Linked DNA regions of Mus musculus: regions 2 and 3 are each linked to region 1. A link is a loop called in an ENCODE intact Hi-C map of the cell type or tissue named here. Cell type or tissue: gastrocnemius. All regions are shown on one strand. Each heading gives the region's core, and the rest is flanking DNA. Links, peaks and the distances in the headings are about the cores only. Region 1 has its middle 210 kb from the start of 1700012I11Rik. Region 2 has its middle 60 kb from the start of Gm31342. Region 3 overlaps Zfat (zinc finger and AT hook domain containing).

Evidence for each region. A loop is a pair of places that touch in the nucleus more often than their neighbours do. Peaks named below come from ENCODE experiments on the same cell type or tissue, not always from the same donor. Only the 100,000 strongest peaks of a DNase experiment are listed, where the experiment ranks them.
Region 2: it touches region 1 in a loop (10-fold over the local background); 11 of 42 quality-filtered maps call a loop at or near these places.
Region 3: a loop joins it to region 1, with 3 times the contacts of the local background. A loop is called at or near these places in 10 of 42 quality-filtered maps.

What each region holds. Positions count from the first base shown.
Region 1 is chr15:67,431,666-67,438,456 of GRCm38, forward strand. No RefSeq gene overlaps it. Among named protein-coding and RNA genes, the nearest start is that of 1700012I11Rik, 210 kb to the left of the region's middle. In gastrocnemius, for the core only: no CTCF peak of the experiment used is centred there; a DNase peak (open chromatin) is centred at 2,816.
Region 2 is chr15:67,095,771-67,102,561 of GRCm38, forward strand. No RefSeq gene overlaps it. Among named protein-coding and RNA genes, the nearest start is that of Gm31342, 60 kb to the left of the region's middle. In gastrocnemius, for the core only: CTCF peaks have their summits at 3,258 (motif pointing left) and 5,723 (motif pointing left); DNase peaks (open chromatin) are centred at 3,259 and 5,729.
Region 3 is chr15:68,235,179-68,241,969 of GRCm38, forward strand. All of the region lies in intron 1 of Zfat (zinc finger and AT hook domain containing), which reads right to left. Among named protein-coding and RNA genes, the nearest start is that of Zfat, 20 kb to the right of the region's middle. In gastrocnemius, for the core only: CTCF peaks have their summits at 2,387 (motif pointing left) and 4,135 (motif pointing left); DNase peaks (open chromatin) are centred at 4,160 and 4,347.

The DNA of each region.
Region 1 (6,791 bases), core at 770-5,769:
TTAATTTAAAAAAAAAAAAGATTCATCTACTAGCAAATAAACATCTTAAGTTAACATGAGAAGATCAGAAAACTAACCACTTGTTATTCTCTTGAGTTGACACATTTTCAGTCTTGGTACCATCTTGATATTTTCTTTCCGTTGACAGCAGTATAGGGTAGACCCTTGTTAGTATCCTGCTCTTTAAACATATTGAGGGAAGAAAACTGCATAGATGGCTTGCCAACATCTGATGACTACTGCCACGGCACAGCTATTGATGTGGAATCAAGTATATACATCATCAACACACACATAACTGTGAGCTGAAATAATTATTGTCTCCTTTAAGTTGATTTTCACCAGATGTTTGTCACTGTGACAGAAAGCTACTACATCAGGGGTGATTTATGACCAGGCATAGCATATAGCCTTGGCAAAATGTTATTTCTTGAGAGGCTCAGCTCCTGGCTGATGCCTTTGAGGACATCATCTCATGTTGATGAGGTAAACCTCATCTTGTGTTGACCTATCTGACCATTGTGTGAATCTGCCAGGTGGTGCATCCACAGCTTGGCCAGGGTCTGTACAAAACAGACAATGATTAGTAACTGAACTGGAGCTGCAGCCAGAATCTACGGAGGAATTGGCTCTCAAAACATCCCATTATCATAGCCTGAGAGGTTATACCTAGTGATGAATGCATTTGCTAAGTAAACCATCATTGGTTCTAGAAAAGCGCTGTCTGCAGTCAAAGATGCTATGGGAAGGAGACCTCCTCAGTCATAGCTGCCACAAAGACTGAAGCCCAGGCACAAGGCTTTCACTCACTAGATGAGATGTGATAAACTGATTATGGTTTCTGTAGCCTTTTCTCCATGAAATGGGCACATGAGTCAGCAGAGATCTACATGTAGTTGGTGCTGGATACATAATTAAATGAAGCCACTGATTGCAACTTACCTGTGCCAGTATCCGGAACACTTATATTTTGAATAAACAAGTAGTGAATGAGTGGATGAATGAATGAATGAATGAGTGAGTGAGTGAGTGAGTGAGTGAGTGAGTGAGTGACTAGACAAGTTCTAACATAAGTAGGTTTGGTAGATCATGATTGTAATGTGGGACATTGAGATGGGAAGATCCTTAAGCGTTCTAGGCCAGATTGGGCTACATAATAAACTCCCAGGTCAACCTCAGCTTAAGAGTAACTATCTCCATGTGACATGGTCAGTCACCAATACAATGGTCAAGTACACGGTGAAGAGGTGAAAGAGAAAGACAAGAGGAGCTGTTTGTTCACTATGAAGAAAGACTAAAGTGGAGACACGAGAATAGTGAGAAACAGCCTGATGTGAGTATCCTGTCCTTGTTGCCAGAGGCCATGGTGATGTTCAGGCCCATGCTGCCACAGAGTATGGGTCCATGACTCTGCATCAGTAGAGGTCTGAGTTGATACTCATGGCCCATGTTACTTCTTAAAGCCATTGGAACCTCTCTGCTCTAGGCTGCTGCTTGGGGCCATGTGGATGTCCATAGATGCACAGAAGGAGACCCTCCTCTCACCTGGGCTGGAAAGCTGGCATTGGTGGTGCAAGTATAGAAGAGCAATTCAGCTACCACCCAGGCCCAGATCCAGGGCTTTGAGTTGGCCTATTCAGATATCGACTCCATCCATAAAATGCTGGAGCTCATGAAGGGACCAGTCCTGCAGAGCCAAAGCTGCAGGTTCTCCGTGACACAGGGTAACGACAGGATATCCAAGAGGAGTCTCAGTGAGGGTACAGTATTGATGATGTAGCAGAAGCCAGAGGCCTTGAAACAGACCAATGACCAATGCCTCATTGCAATGAACATTTTTGCGTGCCCGTGCGCATGTGTGTGTGTGTGTGTGTGTGTGTGTGTGTGTGTGTATTTCAGGTTCTTAATCACCTAAGCAGTATTGGTAAGGGTTCCATCTGATGGAATCAGTCAAATTAGATGTTGGCTTGTTACTCCCAGAAACTTTCTGCCACCATTGCCCTAACATATCTCATAGGCACAACAGTATTGTAGATCAAAGCACTTGTGGCTGGGTTTGTGTTTCTGTGTCTCTTTTGGTAGTGTACAGAGTACTACTGTACTGCAGCAAAGATGCCAGAACATAGGGATTAAGGCTGTGTGTTAGACACCAACTCAACTTCATGTTCCCCGAGTTGTATTGGTGTTGTCTTTAGCTGTCAGTTTGTGGAGAGCCAACTTCTCTTGGCAACAGCCTGGGTTGTGTGCAGGTTCTCATGGAAACCTTTTAACCAACAACTCAATTAGATGTAAGCCAATCATAGTACTGGGAGCTTCATTGAGTGACAGGAGATCTTCACTTGGGGGTCTCTCTCCCTGTTACTTGGATATTTTATTTACATTGTCTTCATATATGCACATATTTTAGGAGGCTTCTACTATAATAGGTTTCCCTTCAAATGGTCCCCCTGTCTTTCCCATAATCCCTCCTTTGTCTCCCTCTCTCCTCCCCCTCCCAAGTTGATTCTCTGGTTCCATCCTTCCCCCCTATCCATCCATAACCATTCCATTTCCCTTACCTAACAAGATCTACCCGTCCTCCATAGTCCCTTAAAAGAATGGAACTTTAAGATGTTTGTATAGGTAGTAAATTCTAGTCAGGCCTTGTTCTTTGAGACTCGGAGAGTCAGTGTATCTGCCCAAACCTCAAGCCAGGACTACAGAAGTAATATGTGCTTTGAATGGATGTGTGACTGACCTAATTGAGGAGGACAGTTAACATTCAGGTGTCAGCTTCCAACTTGTCCAAAGCCTCACTGTAGCCACTGGCCAGAGTGCCTGCTCTCTTGCGCCACCTACTGGACCTTGTGAAAAATCACTGTATAATTGCCAGTGCAAGGCCTGGTGCTAGGTAGTAAAAAGAAAAACCAAATTCCACAGAATGAGGACTCATGGTATCAAACAAAACCTTTAAGGTGAGTCTTCTCTTTTGTGTCAAAAGTGATGACTATTAGATGCATTAGGTGTTTACAAGCTACAGCACCAAACTCTACAAAACATGAGGTCAGCTTTTAAACAATAACTCTTCAGAAAAGATACCTAGCTTTTGGGATTTTTCTGTTTCGTCCTTCTGAAGGAATATCAAACCAACCCCAATGATTTTTTTTTAATTTTAGCTATTTTATGGTTATTCTTATTTATTAATTCTCAATCTGAGGGGAAAAGCAGTTTTGATCACAGTGTTCTGGACTAAAACTTAAAATGATATATTGCTTTAACCCTATATATGCATTCATGCACATATGCATGCATTTTAAATATACATATATACATCTTGATGTGATTTCCATGAGATTTGTGGAAGTTGACAGATAGCAAGACTGAAGAAAGGAATTTTGGTGCATGTGGAATCAGAGCATGAATGAGTCCAGCAGGGATAGGTGGGGTTCAAAGGGGACCACTGACCTCCATTCTGGCCACCTAGTCCACAAAACACATGGTGTGTTCATTTCTTCAAAAAGTATTTACTTTATTCCTAATGGACTCTGGAGAATAGTGACAGCTGCTCTCCTGCTTCACTTCCACTGGCTCTCGGCCCTGACTCTGAACTTACATTGCAAAGAAGTCCCTACTAGAATGCCTTTTGATCTTTCTAGTGATGCCCAAAGGCAGACATCTCTGACCTACCTGGTGACTAGTGGCCAACTCATATGGTCAGGAAAAAATGGAGCCTATGGTTAACCATAATGCCAAGTCTACTGTCACTAATATCACCCAAGTAATCCCTCCTTCAAAGTTCACAGTCACCATGAGTGTAGTTATAATGGTTGATGATGCAGGTCTGTTTCCACCCAGCAGATGATCTGCTGACACTGTGCACTCTTTGATCTTCCTCATAATTGCATATCCTGGACACTCTGCTATCTGATGAAAAAATATTCTGTTTGGCATGTGTTACTGTAGACCCCTGTCAATGTCCACTGAATAAATGAGTGACTATTAGTTACTAGGGAATTAGATAAGTGTAAATTAGTAAAAGAAATGGGTCACCTCCATGTTCACTAGTAAACAGTTTTGGCATGAAAATAAGAACTGAAATTCTAGGGGTGATAAGAAAATATAACTCCTTTGATTGTGTCTGAGATGCACAGTCTCATTATCATATATTTTATATCTTAATATAATTGATCACCTAATTGAATGCCTTTAAAAGTCATACTGTGTTTTTAAGTGCTTTTCTTATGCTTTTAGAAGGATTATAGATTATGAGAACAATGTCCTCAGGACATTTTCTTGAGGTCTCTGTATTCACCCTGTTATTTTTTTCTTCACTAGCATTTTTCTAATTTCATTTCTGTTGCTATGATACATTATACCAACAAAGAGCAACTCTTTTGGAAAAGGGTTTATTTTGGTTTACCCAGGTTATAGTTCTTTTTTTTTTTTTTGCAGTGATATCAAGGCAGTGCTTTGAAGCACATAATCATATTACATCCACAGCCAAGAACAGAGAGAAACAATGTATAGGTCTCAGCTAACTTACTCTGCTCTTACACAGTTCAGGTCCCAAACTAGGGAAGGGTGCCTCCTATTCTCAGGCTGGATCTTCCTTAATTTGGTAAAAAACCAATACAGTCATTCACAGACTTGTCCATAGTCCCATCCGATGTAGAAAACCCTTCACTGAGACTCTTCCCAGATGGTTCTAGGTTGTGTCAAATTGATAATTAAAGTTAATCATCACAAGCAGTTATCTTCTGAAAGCCCACTGTGCTTCAGGCCCTGTTACTGACTCTACCATGAATATATTTTCCTTCTTCTGTTCTCTTGAAATTATTGCAATGTGGTGGTGAAGTTTTCCTTCCTATTCATATAGAGGTATCTGGCAAAAGATAGCGTTGACTTGTTCTTGCAATCCTAAAAACATATCCCTTCCTTTCTCTATTGGACTTCTCAATTTCATTTATCATCCAGACATTGCTGTTTTTCTCTACCTGCCACACAATAGTCTTTTTGCCTTTCCTTCTGGAACTTTGTAACAACATCTGATGATATTGCCATTGAATATTTCTTCCAGATCATACATTAAGCTTGTATAAAGCTAATCTCATAAAAAGGTTCAGCAAAGGACAGTACTTTTCGAAAGAACATTCAGATTGGTGAGAGATACAGATGTGTGTATCCTCAGGACATTCTGAGGTTAAGGTGACATCACTATTCCATAACCAAGTGGGCAAAGAAATAATTTAGATGTAGAACAGGGTCTCAACATGGAGGAGAGAACTATGAAAATGAAGGAGTTATGGCTGAGTGGTTGATTGGAGACAATGTGAAAAAACGATGCTACTGTTAGTAACAGTGCTGTTAAGAAAATAACCCTTGAGTTGGTATAGGTACAGGCACAAAGTTCATCAGACAGTATGCTTGCCTTCACATCTCATACCCTTTAAACCTTCCTAGTCAGACAATAGAAAGTAATGTGGCCATTGGAAATGACATTAAAGGGACCCTGATCAAGCCTTCTGTAAAATGGACTGGACAAACTTCATCATGGGAAGACCTTTGATGTCTTGATTCAGAGAGAAAATCACTTTAGTACTCAGGTTTGTGGTGACCTGCTCTCTCTAAAGGAGGTGAAATCCAAATAGGGACAGCTACACAGCTAGGTACTGGAGACCTCTAAGTGATGAGGTCAAACAGTGGCATTGAATCAAGACACAGCCTGGCATGATGAAGGTTGTGCTTAAGGGGAAAAGCAATTCAGAGCCCTCCATGCCACACACACTTTCTTATTAGTCTTAGCTTCATATGACACCTAGTGAGATGTTTAAATGTAGGCACTCTGAGTTTACAGTGAGAGAGAAAGAGGGGGAGGAAGAGAAGAAAGGGGGGGAAAAAAGAAGAGGAGCAGAAAGCAGGGACTGGGACAGAGAGACGGAAGGAAGAAAAAGAGGGAGAGGGAGAGGGGGACTATAAGAGGTTAATGAGTATTTAAATACACAGTTGTGTTTTCTGTTTGGTCTCACTGGAAAAACAGAGTAAATTATATTTTCCGAAGCACTGACTTGCAGGCTATAATTGGAAATGGGCGTGTAGAGTATGGTTCAGTTGCTGTGGCCCAAGAAACAAAGGAGAAATCAAATACAGGAAAACAGAGGGGGGCTGCACCAGTCCAGTGTGGCAGAGAAAGCAAGTGGGGAGCTATAGCTCAGAGGCAGCCAGCTTTTCACCTGGCCTTACTTCTCTTGGGTCAACTCTGCAGGTTCTGTCACATTGCTGGAGCCCTCGGTTTTTGGGAGAAAATGAAAATAATGTAACGATGCTTCCCATGTATTATCCAGAGTTAGTGAGATGCTGTTGAGGAGAGAGGCTGCAGGGTGTCAGAACAAAATAGGTACCGGATGGATCCTTGTCCTCAATAACACATTCATTCAACCCTCATCTCCTTTCTTTTAGAATTTCTCTGCTGTTTCTAGAAAAAGATCTTAATGAGATGGTATCCTTTGCTCATTTGTAATTGTATGCTGTTTAGATCGTATTTTTGTTAACTCACTTTCCTTCCATTTACATTAGCTCAATAGATGCATTGAAAAACCGAGAATAACTATGACCCAGCACATGCCACCCTCCAAGAGCTTAACCCACACTGAGAGAAACAAAAGCCAGTGAGAAATGGGCATCACAATGTGGCTATCTGTCACGACTGGAAGAGACCTCTTCCACCTCAGAGAGTGTTGATGTTGTACACAAGAGGTAATTGATTGCTTTCAAGGTCAAAACATGATAAAGAGACCTGAATCTGCTCACTGGAC
Region 2 (6,791 bases), core at 956-5,955, 340 kb before region 1:
CCCCTAGCTCAGAAGCCTATGTATGAGGCAGGTCTGAGTGGGGAGGGCTCTTCTCTGCTCTACTTGATACAAATTGGGGCAGTTCTCTGGGGGGTGCAGAATATCCTAACCCTAACCCTAACCCTAACCCTGGTTATGGAACCAGGAATTTGAAACTTCCACAGTTTGGTGAGCTAATTTAAGTAGTACAATGATTCCTGTCATTTTTGTTAACAGTGAGGGGAAACTTCAGAGGAGGAATATCAAAGAATCTGAGGTTGTTTTTGATGTTCTTCACTGGGTGTTAGAGGACATGATAGGAACCAGATCTTAAATGTGCATGGGGTGTGAAGAAGCCCATCCCTGTAGTACTTCTGCCTTCTGCATATAAATGTTTGGCCAAGAACTACGAAAGAAAGTAGAGACATCCTGGATCCCATGTGTACAAAAGCCTGTGAGCTGAGACCTGGTCAGTGAGAAGATGCTATGTAGGATAGATGCGGCTGCAAATGACTGATGTATACTGGCTTGTGTTTTAGACCAACTGTCTGTATATACAGCATGCAGATGGGTGAGTGCCAAGACAGGTAGCAGAGAAAGCGATTGATGATGGGTTGGCTTTTATATGACTGGAAGATAGAAATATCCTGAACACACGCAGAGGGAATAGGGGCATGGAAAGTATGGTTATGAACCATGTCTCTTTTAGTGGCAGAAGGGCCGGACTGACGTTGGATAGGCAAAGGGAGGAGGTGACATAGTGAGACTTCTCAGGTCTCTACTTTGAGCTCTGGGCACACCTGTTCTGTAATGGAGAATCAGACAAACAGGGACAGTGAAGGAAGGAGGTGTGTGGTTAGGATCTGTGGAGTTGAAGAGAATAAACATGCTAGAACACATCTTAGAAGGTGGAAGCATATGGAGCCCTAAGTGAGGAGAGTTTGTCTCCAAAGGTCAAGAGCAGTGTTGCTAGTTTGTGGGAAGTGGGAGGAAGGAGGAGCCTTGGTCAGTCTAGGTACAGGAATGTGGTGTTGGGAGATGAGGGACCTGCAAGGTGTTCAAGAAGGATGTAAACAAGGACAGAGGCAAGCCATGGGAAGTACAAGAGGGCTTCGGGCCCTTCAGCTGGGAAGGCTCTACCATCTGGTGAAGTCTGGTGGTGTGCCCAGCATCCAGCTTGGTGCATCTGGCCTGTGGACTACACAGTCATCTCCGCATCCCTAACTCGGTATGTTTCTGCAAAATGAACCTCTTTGGAAGCCCCAGCCTTCCCTGCCTGCCTGGTGCTCTGATGATGCACCAGCCCAGGGGCTCCTCTCCAGGGTAACTCTGTGTGGAACAAGACTTAGAGATCAGTTTCCCTGGCCTTGAGGGCAGAGCAGTTCTCACCGTTTGCACGATCTCACACCACACTCCGCCCAGTTTCTCTCTGGGAGTTTGGTGTTGAGGTGGCCGACACAGTTTCAGATATCTTGATGGTGTGTACACCATTTAGCTATTCCAGGGTACCGTGGCAGGAGAGGGGCAGACAGCGTAGGCTCAGAGTCTGAGTGCCTGGTTCCCATTGAGGTCCGCTGCTGCTGAGCTGAGCTGTGTGGCTCTGGGCAGTACGACTCATCTCTTGGAATGCTAGATTTGTGTAAAATGTGTATGTCAGTGAGGCTGCCTGTCCTGAGGCATGTGAGAAGCAGGTGAGGGGAACCCAGAGGCCTGGCTGGAATGTTTATGCTCTAAGTACAGGTTAACATCCATCCTATCTAGTATTATTGGCAACCAACATGATTCTGATACACCTGCCAACCAGGTACCTGGTACTTTGCTAGATGCTGGGCATTCAGAAGAAAAACCACGTTCAGTGTCTCTGCCTTTCTAGGACCTCTGAGAGTGGAATGGCATGGTTGGATGGAACCTTGAGATACAAACATCGTACTCAAGCCTTCCAGTGTGTACTTTAGGAACTAAAGTCAGCACACAGAAGCACCCACCCTGAAGTCCCTGGGAATGAGCATAGCTTGGATTTCTGGCCAATCTGCAATCTTTCCATTGTATTCTCCCTGATGTTCAAGCATCTCCACCAAGCCCTCTCTGCCTTTGCTTGCACACAACTGCAACTGGGGTGAGCAGCCTCATTCTCTATTCTCTGATGCTGGGCATCCTGTCCCCTGGGTTGCCTCTCTATAGCCCGTCCTACTGCTTGCATCTTTTAAGCCTTCTGATCAACCAGGGTTGACCAGAGCAGACCTGGTGAGCTGTCACGAATTGGCTCTAAGTCTAGGACAGGATCTCTGACATCAAGGAGAGATTTTGGCAGAGGTGGCCGGTTGCCCTCGAGGATTCTGGAACTTTTATCCCACCATTCATTTTCCCATTATGATGTTGTTTGGGCAATGAAACTCCTGCTGGTCAATGGACCTATATGGAAGTGGTGGGTATCAGATCTAACTGGAGACATTTGAGAGCTTATGAGGCATTACCAGTTTCCTGTACAGTGACCTTGAAGGCTATGTGCTGAAGGAGGTGAAGTTGGTAATAATGTCTTTCATGACTGGCTGGGTCACTACATGAAGGAAAGCACAAAATCCCTGAAACTGCTCCTAAAAGAAACTAGCCTTGTTCTCCATTAGTGGGACTTGAAGCTTATTTGTTTTTGCAGCATTAGCCTACTCTGGCCTGACAGATATACAATCAGCTCTGGTCTTTGTTCTTGGCTGAGGAGTTATGAACAGGGTGACCACAGGCATATAGCATTATAGTCATAGGTATGGTGCAGATACCACTGCCACCTCAGTCTCTTGGGAGAATTTCAGGAGGAACATAATACATGTTAGACACATAGAAAATCTCAGAAAATGGCTGGCACAATTTTTCATGTCTACCATGTCATTTAATACCCTCTTACAGATTAATAAACCATGATTCAGATCAAGCTCTCTCATAGGCATACAGTTCAGAAATAATAGATAACCAAGAACAAGTTTCAGGTCCTAGGTTTCCAGTGGACCTGGGTTTCATGTGAACCGTGGGAAGAGAACATTTATTATCCTGTCCACACTGGCTGGGGACTTTGGCTGTCCCCTTTTGGGCCTGTTTTCTTGACTGGTTTACTCAGGTGAGTGACAGAGACAGCGATCTTATTGGAAAGGTGTTGGGCTTGCTCGTGTCTATAGCAAAGTCCTCTAAAGGTCTGACTTTGTTCACAGGTGTGTGCCTTTTCAAAAGCTTCTGCTTTTCAGCTAAACAGACATGAGATCTTGACTAAGATGGCTCTGTTGCACCCTCTGGTGGCCACCACCCATGAACACTCCAGCTAGCACCGTTAAGCCAAGGACGGGGTCAGAAGAAACTGGGCAGCCATGGGCTGGTTTTGCTTTCCTGGCTCAAACCACTGTGTAGGGCTCATGTCTAGAATTCTTGTGCTAGGAACACCACCTAGAGTTCTCATCCCCCAGGTACCAAATGTCATGATCAGTGTTCAGGACACAGTGACCGAGACCTCACTTTTGATGTGTTTGCTAGCTCTACCCTCTGACGCACTACATGTCTGCCTGAGTCTGCTTCTTTTCCTCAAGATGCTATGCCTCATCAAATTAATACATATGAGGCCAAAAGCAATACTTTTTTTTTTATGAGCGTTACTGCTGTCTGGTTATCTGTTACCATGGCTTCCAACCTTCTCCTGGCAGAGTCCTATTCTTGCCCACAGCCATTTGCAGTACCCATTGCCCTTGATAGTCTTCTGTTAGATGAAGAATATACTAAGCCTGCATTTTCTCGTGGCACAAACTGTGGCATCCCTTTTACTCTATAGAGGTCCATCTATAGAGGATGCAGGCTTTGATCACCGATTCCAAGGACCCATGGGTACCCTTGTTCCAACCAGAGCTCCTCCTGCAGGGAAGAAACTCTTCATCCATGAGTAGACCCAGTCAACTTGAGCTTCTTGCTTGGGGCAATGCTTTCACAAAGCTAGTCCAAATGCTGGAAAGTATGGAGGAAGAGTGTGTCTCAGAGTCCAGAGGCAGCCAAGGAGGCCACGAGAGGAGGCTGCACCTAGGAGCTTAAGGCTGAGAAGCCCTTAGCCCATGGAACTTTCCATTTCAATAGTATTCATGGAACCCTGACTTGAGAGCTCAAAGAAGAAACCAAGATCTTTTGTTTTAGGTCTGCCATGGGCAAGGAATACACCTATGCTAAGTGGAAGAGGACCGGAGAGAAATGGCTTGACTCCCTGATTGTGGACCACACCTGCAGTGTCCAGAGCACCCACAGCCCTGACCTTTGTCACTTTCCCATCCTTTCTGTTGTCCAATGACACCATCCAGAAAAGGACTCCACCATCATTTTCCCCCATGAGAGATTCTGGCACTATCTTTGTGCTGTATGCAACCCAACTGCTTGGCCTCAATAGCCTGACCCCACCACTTGGCTGCCTGTGTTTCCCTGTGCTGGTGAACTGCAGGTGGGTCGATGTGGTTTGACTCAGCTTGTACAGTGGTCCTCCATGTCCCACTGCGTTCATGTATATCCCTGGGGACTGGTGGCCTCTCTAGCTCTTTCTTCTATTTCTTGCACAGTTGTCTCTCCTCAGATCACTCCTTCACCTATAGGCAGTTGTGATCCAGACTCACCTGATCAGGCTCTACTCCTGTGACAAAACATCTCAGACATAAATCCTAGACCTGCTTCAGGGACCAGTTGAAGTGATGGAGAAGCTAAATCAGCAAACAGTGGAAGTTAAGTATGTTCTCTTCTGCTATAGATTAGAGTGTAAGGCTTAGCATTGCAAGGAGCTATGGATGGTCCCTTTTGTCATCTTGACCATCTGAAGTGTTCATTTAGTTTCGTGTGTGTGTGTGTGTTTGTGTGTGTATTGTGTGTATGTATATGTGAGTGTGTGTGTGTGTGTGTGTGTGTGTATGTATTTGTGTATATGTGTGAGTGTGTATAGGAATGTGAGTGTGTGTATTGTGTGTATGTGTTTGGATATGTATATGTGTGCACATGTGTGTGTATATGTGCACATGTGTGTGTGTCTATGTGTGTGTGTGTCTGTCCACCTTAGTCTGCAGTACTGAAGCTGAAAGTTTGCAAGATTCTAGATGTGAGAACCAGCAACAGCCGGTCTCTGTGAGGTAACTGAGAACTAGGGCGACATAATTTAGTAATGCACGTGGCAGCGGATTCACTTTACCTTCTGGCTCGGGCCCTGGACAGTCCCCGTGTAGGACCTGAGGGGTGGGAAGTGAGGAGAAAGTCCTATGGTGGTAGGAGTACCTCAACCACATCCTCAGGGATACCCGTGGTGAGTACGAGAGGCTGAAGCAGAGGCCAATGCCTCCCCAGCAACCCCTGCTTAGCTCTCCCAGCGTGCGGGTGCTGGGCCTCTAAAGTCCACTACTATGTAGTAAGGGATGGGCCTCTGAGGACACAGTCATACCTGTGTATCAAGGGACTTGTGCTAGCTCTTTAATGATTTCAAAATCCACTGATGCTGAAATACCTTATATCAAACACAGGAGCAGCCTTGAGGACTCTGCATTCTCCAAGACATTGTGGTCAGATGGGATGTCCCAAGGGCTGGGTGCTGTTTAAGGCCACTATATGCAGGAGGTGCCAGGAAACCCCTAGTGCTTTTCTGCTAATGTACATTCCAGGAACTCGGGCCTAAGACCAGCATGAGGAAATAGAAGTACAGGGGACAAAGGAAGGAAGCCAGGGTCCTCAGGGACCCACTAGAGCATGCTGCCACCGTGTGGCTGCTTGGCTACTGCACAACTAACAGAGTGGCTTATGGTTTCAGTTGTGCAATAGGGTCTGGAGTGTGTGTGTGTGTGTGTGTGTGTGTGTGTGTGTGTATGTGTGTGTGGTGTTTTGGTATGGTATGATGATGTGTGTGTTGTGTGTGATGCTGTGTTGTGCATGGTGGTTTTCATGTACTCTATATGTGCAGTGTACATGCTGTGTTGTGATGTGTGTTTATGTATTTTATGTGTGAGGTCTGTGTTGACTGACTGTATGTGCATATGTGTGATATGTTATATGTACATTAATGTTTTATATATGCACATATGCATATGTGTATATGTGGTGTGTGTTGTGTCTGTTTACACTGTGTATGTGTAGTGTGTTGTGTGTGTTGTCTCTTTGTGTTGTGTGTGTTCACGTAGGTTATGTGTGTGTCTGAAGTTTGTATGTATATTGTGCGTGTGTTTTGATAATGAATGATCATGACCTCTGGGGAAGAAACAGATATGATGGAAGAAAAGGAATTCTAGAGATGAAGAAGCCTCCTGGAGAAGATGCATGGCGAAGCCTTTCGCTGAGGACAGGAGGCAGGGACAGAGATACAGGGAGCAAGGATAAAGTCAGACAGGGCTGGAGCCTGGCCACCCTTCCTGGTGTTGCTGAAGTGCCGCTGCCCAGTGCTGGGTTCCTTGCTAAGCCCGTTACCTGTAATAACTCGGTGCTTAATGCGTGTGTATACTCGGGTGTGTCACCATCCCAGCTTTACCATGGAGGTCAGGCACAGCAAGCTGCTCGGGCTCACACAGTTAGGCAGTGGCCCCCACACTGCCTGGCTCTAGGGCCACACCTGTACATGATGTCTTGGACAAGCAAGAGCAAGCGAGGTGGCATATAAACTGTAAAGCGCTGTACCAATCATGAGGGAGGGGTTACTGGCACACACCAACTTCACATGGCAAAGTTCCATTCTAAGGCTTCTGAAAATAGTTCTTTAAAAATCCAAGGAAGAGCACTTGTGTCATTTAGACCTGTCCTGTGTTCCTCCCAGGGTGTGGCTATCTCCTCTG
Region 3 (6,791 bases), core at 1,012-6,011, 800 kb after region 1:
ACCATCAGCATTACCATCACCGCCATCATCACCATCACTTATTAAAGCCTACTGGAATTAAAATTTAAAAAGGATAAAGCAGGCAAAGAGGAGGCTTACAGTCATCAAGATCTCACCTTCAACCAGTACCACACAGGCTCACATTACCTATATTAGAATCCCAGTCAAGCCTCTATAGTTCTCCACTGGAGGACAACATCTATTCTAAGAAGTACTAACAATTTACATGACACTAAAAGGCAAAAACAAAGGTGAGTAGACTACGATATGCATGCTTCAGGTCACACCAATTGGTGCCAGAGCTGCTTCAATCAATGGCCTTTCATAAAGTTTTCATGATCCAATGGAGGCTACGCAGGTCAGGCACACACTAAGTACTAGACAGGCTGGCTATGAACTCAGGGAAATCCGACTCCTGCTCCTTCTTCCCCCTGTAGGACATCTCTTCCCAGTCTGCACCCACACACTGGCTGCAAGCTACTCTTTGAGGACAAGAACCCAGATTTTATCCAAGAATCTGAATAAAACAGTAGCAGGTATTGTCAGACTCCTATCACACACCTGGCCACCATGCTGCCAGCCTAAAGGGTACCCCCTACAATTCCTTAAGACCCTAGAACCCATCAGAAAATCACAGTGCATGGAGATTATTGTAATAGGTCACATTTCTAGCATGTGTGAGACTTCCATGATACAAAATGAGATGAACCTACTATGTGAAGTGAGCTATCTTCCTTAACCATGATGCCATCACACCATGTACAATCTGGCCACCTACACAGAGGAGCAGGGCAACCAAGCCATCCACAGAGACATGATCCCATGGTACAGGTGAGCAAATGCAACTAGCCTAAGAGAATGCCCTGTGGAGTTCTGAAGTGATGCGCTCAGCTCTAAAGATGAATTTAAAAATCAGGATGTATCTTCAATAGTTGCTGTCAGACTTTTGATGACAACCATTCTGTCTGGGGTGTTGTGGTATCTCAAAGTAGTTTTCATTTCTATTTCCCTGATGATTAAAGATAATGACATTAAAAAAAACAAACAATTATAGGCTACTTGTGTTTGTTCTGTTGTAAACTGCATATTCATTTTATGATATGTACATTAAAAACGTGATTAATAATAGTAAAAGTTTAAAACTGTAGGCAAAAAAAAAAAAATCAGGATGTAGAAAGTGGGTTATCTCCATACAAACATCTACATAGAGCAACTGTGTCTGGAGAAGCTGTGAGCTCCCACAGATAAGGAACTGGCCTGTCCAGGATCCAGGAGATAGAAACACAACTCTCAGGATATTGGAGGGCAGCAGCAGCAAAGAGACAGAACTGAGACCCTGACCAAAGCTGGTACCTCTGCAGGCAACCAGCTCCTCATAGACTACCATGATCAGCCAGGAAGGGCTAGGAATGGGGTTGTCCAGGAGGCCTGGAGGTAGCAGGCACGTATAGGAAACCTGCCATCATCTGTGTCCTATGTTCAGGCAGCAGGGGCCCAAATGCAGGATCTGGGTTAGGAATCTTCCAGATAGCTCCTAATTCTATTTGGCAGACCATAGAAGTCAACACAGTCCCAGGGATGCTAGTCAGTAGTTTTTCATAAAAGCTTTCACACCTAGGTGACATCTGAGAGATAGCTGCTACCTTATAGGAAGGCAGCCAGAGAAAGCGGCGTGAGGAGACAGACACAGAAATGGAGCCTGCCGTAAGAGTGAGAGAAAGAAGTGAAAATTCAGACTCTGCCCAGATCCCAACAACCAGTTCCAGGGAGAGGCCCTGGAAAGACAGGGTATGAATGAGGGTATTTTGTATATTAGAGTCTTCCTTGAGGCCAGCTCAGTGTTCCACAAGCATGGTCTGAGTTAGATATCTAGCACCCATATAAAAAGCCAGGTGAATATATCAAAAGATGGCCTAGTCGGCCATCACTGGAAAGAGAGGCCCATTGGACTTGCAAACTTTATATGCCCCAGTACAGGGGAATACCAGGGCCAAAAAGGGGGAGTGGGTGGGCAGGGGAGTGGGGGTGGGTGGATATGGGGGACTTTTGGTATAGCATTGGAAATGTAAATGAGTTAAATACCTAATAAAAAATGGAAAAAAAAAAAAAAGCCAGGTGATATGGCAAACCTGTCACCTGGGCGATAGAGACAGATGGACATTGGAAGTTCAGTAGTCAGCCAGCTTACCAAACATGGCAAGCTCCAAATTCAGTAAGAGACCCTGTCTCAAAATAAAAGGTAGAGCAGCAGTCAAGAACTTCTGGATGGGCTGGAGAGATGGCTCAGCAGGTAAGAGCACTGCCTGTTCTTCCAGAGGACCTGAGTTCAATTCCCATTAACCATATGACAGCTCACAAATACCTGTTCTGGGATCTGATGCCCTCTACTGGTGTATCTAAAGACAGCTACAGTGTACTCACATACAAATATAAATAATTCTGAGAAAAAAAAAAGAACCTCTGCATACTGATGGCAACTTCTAACTTCCCTATGCACTTGCACAGGCAAGTGTACAAGCACAAACATATGTGAACACAGATACGCATACATATGTACATACATACAGGCACATCCAGACACACATGTGCACATACACACATATACAACACAAATATACACACATATACAAACACATACATACATACATATATCCATACATACACAAATGTGCAAATCACATGCAAGCACACATACAGAAATATACATACATACAAAGAAATACATATACACGCAAACACACATCTATACACATATACACATCCATGTACACATACAGAAACGCATGCATACATACACATACATACACACTTGAGTTGGTGTCTGAGGAGATGGACAATGAAACAAAACAACAGTGTGTTTCCTGAGGTGGACGTCAACGTCCCTAACAGCTCTGCATTCCTAGAAGTGCTGGGCACCAGACTGACAAAGGCGTTTAGACCAAGTTCAGTTCTGAACGCAGTGACAAATCAAAGGATGTAAACGTTGCCCTGGTGGAAGAGAGCTAGGTGGAGCTCCATAAGGGTCTTTTCCTGTCTTTCTCTCACAGGGACAGGCAAGACTGATAAGAGGACCCAAATGGAAAAAGGAGGAGACTGATTTCCCAGTTGCAAAGTCAACTCAGCTTTGGATTAAATGAGAAAATATACTTCAGACATACAACGTATGTGTATCACAAGTAGACACTCTGGGCATGGTAAGTGCAGACTGCCTAGCCTCCAGGCGGCAGATTCCAGTGCTGCAATGTGTAGGCCAGGTCAGTGTTGACCTAAGTGAGTAGAGGACTCAGGTGAATAGACAGCCAGATGACTAGAAGACCTGGGGAAGTAGAGGACTTGGGTAGGTAGAAGACCTACCTACCCAGAGTTCAGTGTTTTACAACTGTCCATGTACCTTCCACAAGAACAATGCATCAAGATTCCACAGCCCGAGTGCCATCCCAACCTTCCCTGCCAGCCTGGCTGCAGAATAAGATCTATGCTACCTCCAACAGTAAATAATATCCACATACTGCTTCACATCGGTGACTAACTTCATCATCACTGATGTCCTGGGAAGTAGCCAAATTGGTGGTGCTATCACCACCACCACCATCATCACCATCATTATCACCCTCATGACAATCAATACTAGCAGCTGCAGCAGCAATATCACCATCATCCCCACTATCACCATAATCATCGCCACCATCACCATCCCCACTTACAGAAGAGAAGCCTGGGGCTGAGAGGTGTTAACCAGCTGCCAAGGATCTCCCATCGAAATAATAACACCACCAAAGCTTCAACAAAGCCTTCCAAGTTGCCTGCCACATCAGCCGACCTGTGGTGTCAGCGTGCTCTTCTCATAGTGGGTGCTGAGAGGAAATGTGAGTCTTGCTGTCCCCAACCTAACCAGCATTATAATCAAAGGAATAATTAGAACTTAGGAGAGACAGTAGACAGGAGCTGTGTTCCCTGTGTAGTACTACTTGCTAACAGGAAATAACTTGATGCGGATTTACCCTAATCATATATACTTACTAATCTCCGCCCACCACACAGCTTAGGGACAGCTCAAAACCAGGCAACAGTGAACCACCATTCCAGGTGGATAACTTTTCGCAAATATATGTGCTAACATCACCCTCTGGTGGTCATCTGTGGCAATACAACAAAATTTGAAACAAAGCTACCACACTGACTTTGCCAGATACTGTTCGACCTATGACCCTACTTATTAGCCTTCACATTTACCTCATCAAAGAGAGGCATTTGTGTCCACCTGACAATGAGAAGACTAGGCCATGGAAGGTATTACTGGGTCACTCAGCAGGTGGGCACACAGTAGGAACTCAATCCAAAGGCACAATCAAATCCACAGCCAGATGGACTTGTCCTGGCAGGGCAGCGCAGGGGCACCTGGTCAACCCTGGCAGGTGAGTCAGGCCAGAGTCAACTCTGAACAGACTTTCCTCATAACCAGTCACTGCCTGGCCTATTCTTAATCGGCCTGAAGGCTATAAAGCACCATTCTGCAGAGCAGCAATAATGCTAAGCAGGAAGTTCAGCACTGGCGCCCATGTGCACTGATGTGAGGGATAGTGTGGGGGTTTGAATAAGAATGGTGCCCACAGGCTCAGATATTTGAGTGCTTAGGCAGCAGGATGGCACTATTTGAAAGATTGAGAAGGATTAAGAGGTGTGGCCTTGTTGAAGGGAGTTTGTCACTTGGGCTGGGCTTTGGGGTTTCAAAAGAACATGCCAGGCCAAGTTCTCTCTCTTCCTTCTGGATGTAGCTCTCATCTACTGCTCCAGGGCCTGCCTACATGCCACCATAATGATAATAGACTAAACCTATTGTAACAAAATTGTAAGCAAGAACCAGCTAAATGCTTTCTTTCATAAGAGTTGCCTTAGTCATGGTATCTTCCCAGCAATGGAACAGTGATTACTTCAGAAGGAAGATGAGCAAAGCCAGAAAGCCACTTGGGCACTTGGGAGCACTCTGCTGCCATCTGGGGCAGTACCCTTGCCCTCTCAAACAGGCAATGAAACTTCTGCTGCTTCTACTTTCAGCGTGGGAATCGTGGCAGAAACTTGCTGCTCAGGGGCATCAGGTGAGTTATGGGTCGTGGTCTCCACCATTTTCTGATGGACTGCACTATTGATTTCTGCATCGAAGCCTCATGATGCCATGTTCCCACAGGTCTGCTGGGTTCAGGGACCATTCCTGTCTCTGTTAGTGTTTGTCGTGTTTCCCATGGAAAGGGCCACATTTTCTTTTTTCAGTGATTACCCTATTCCGTGTAAATTTACTTCATTGCACAGGGCTCTCACTTTGAGAGTGCTTAAAAATAACTTTAAAATTTTCATGTCAAATTTTACCATGGAAGAAATGTGTATGCATAAAATTATAATGCCACTGTTGGCCCAGCCATAATTATAGCTGATATTGTACATTCCTCATTTTATTTTGTTAATTCAAATTCAGCAGAGAAACGCCTCTGGGATTTCTCCCTGGCATTTAATAAAGCCGTTAACTTTGTGAGCTGTAGAGGTTGGTGTGTGCATCAGCGTTTTCTGAGATGCCTGGTAATCCCACACATTAAAGGTGTGCATTTGTTGAGGCATCAACAGGACTGGGCTGGCATGGTACCTCGGGGGTTATCTGTGGGCAGGGGAGGCTGGTGTCTTGTCTGTCAAAGCTCGCCTTGCTTTGGCATGGTTTTCACAGGCTTTGGATATGGCTAACCAAAGACCAGCTTCTACTTCCAAGCATGTCCAACCAACAGCTTGAGCTAGTCATCGTTCAGATGAGAAATTAGACCTGAAGAGATTTAGAGACTTACATTTTATCTGCCACTGAAGAGATGGTAAGAGTCTCTCGTTTCTGTCTGAGTGACGTCCGTTCTGCTGTAGGGTAGTTTCTGGGCTACAGGCACTGAGGTGTACTGAGCCACATTCCCCTCTCTGAATACACAGAGACTCACCTTGGATGTAATAACTACACCTGCCACCACGGACCCTACAAGGATGTTAGGGAGGTTACTGAGGGAGCAATCAAGTAGGAGATGGAGACACTGCAGGTTAGCAAAGTCCTGATGCTGAAGACAGCAGGCAGCAGTTAGACCCTTAAGTCTAGCTGGCTAGCTAACACTACTGCCTGCTTCCTCACTTGCATGCTCAGTCCCCTGAGATACACACATGTAAAGCGTAAATGTTTGTGCAAATACATATCCATACACTCACACACACAGCAAAAATGCATGCATAGATATATGGGCAAATGAGACACATATGCATACATACATATGCACACACACTGGGGGGAAACAAAAGGCATATGCAATTCAGAAACTACTAGAACAAAACAGCATCAGGGATCACCAGGTAGAAATGGAGGCTATGACTTTCAAGGAGCTGAGAAGAAGTGGAAAGGAGAGAGAGAAAAAGTCAGGAGATGAACAGAAGCAAGAAGAGACGACAGATACTAAAACGGCTTATCAGGAACCAGGATGGAAGTGGAGGAAGAAACTCGGACCCAGCTCTGGAAGGCATTCCCAGCCTCTCCCTATGGGCCCAAGTTCTGTTCACATAATCTACCCCCTGCACCCTCAGCCCAGCAGACAAGGACAAAGTGTCATAAAAGCTGACAGGGCATGGAAGAAAGGCAGGAAGGATACTGAAGGAAGGCAGCCAGGCCACACAGCCTCACCTGGCCTGTTAGCTGTTGTTTCCTCATTTGCCTTAACATTAAGATGGGAGAAGCTTGCTCCCATGGGACACAGGTTCTGTGGCTGCTCTTGTGCCCT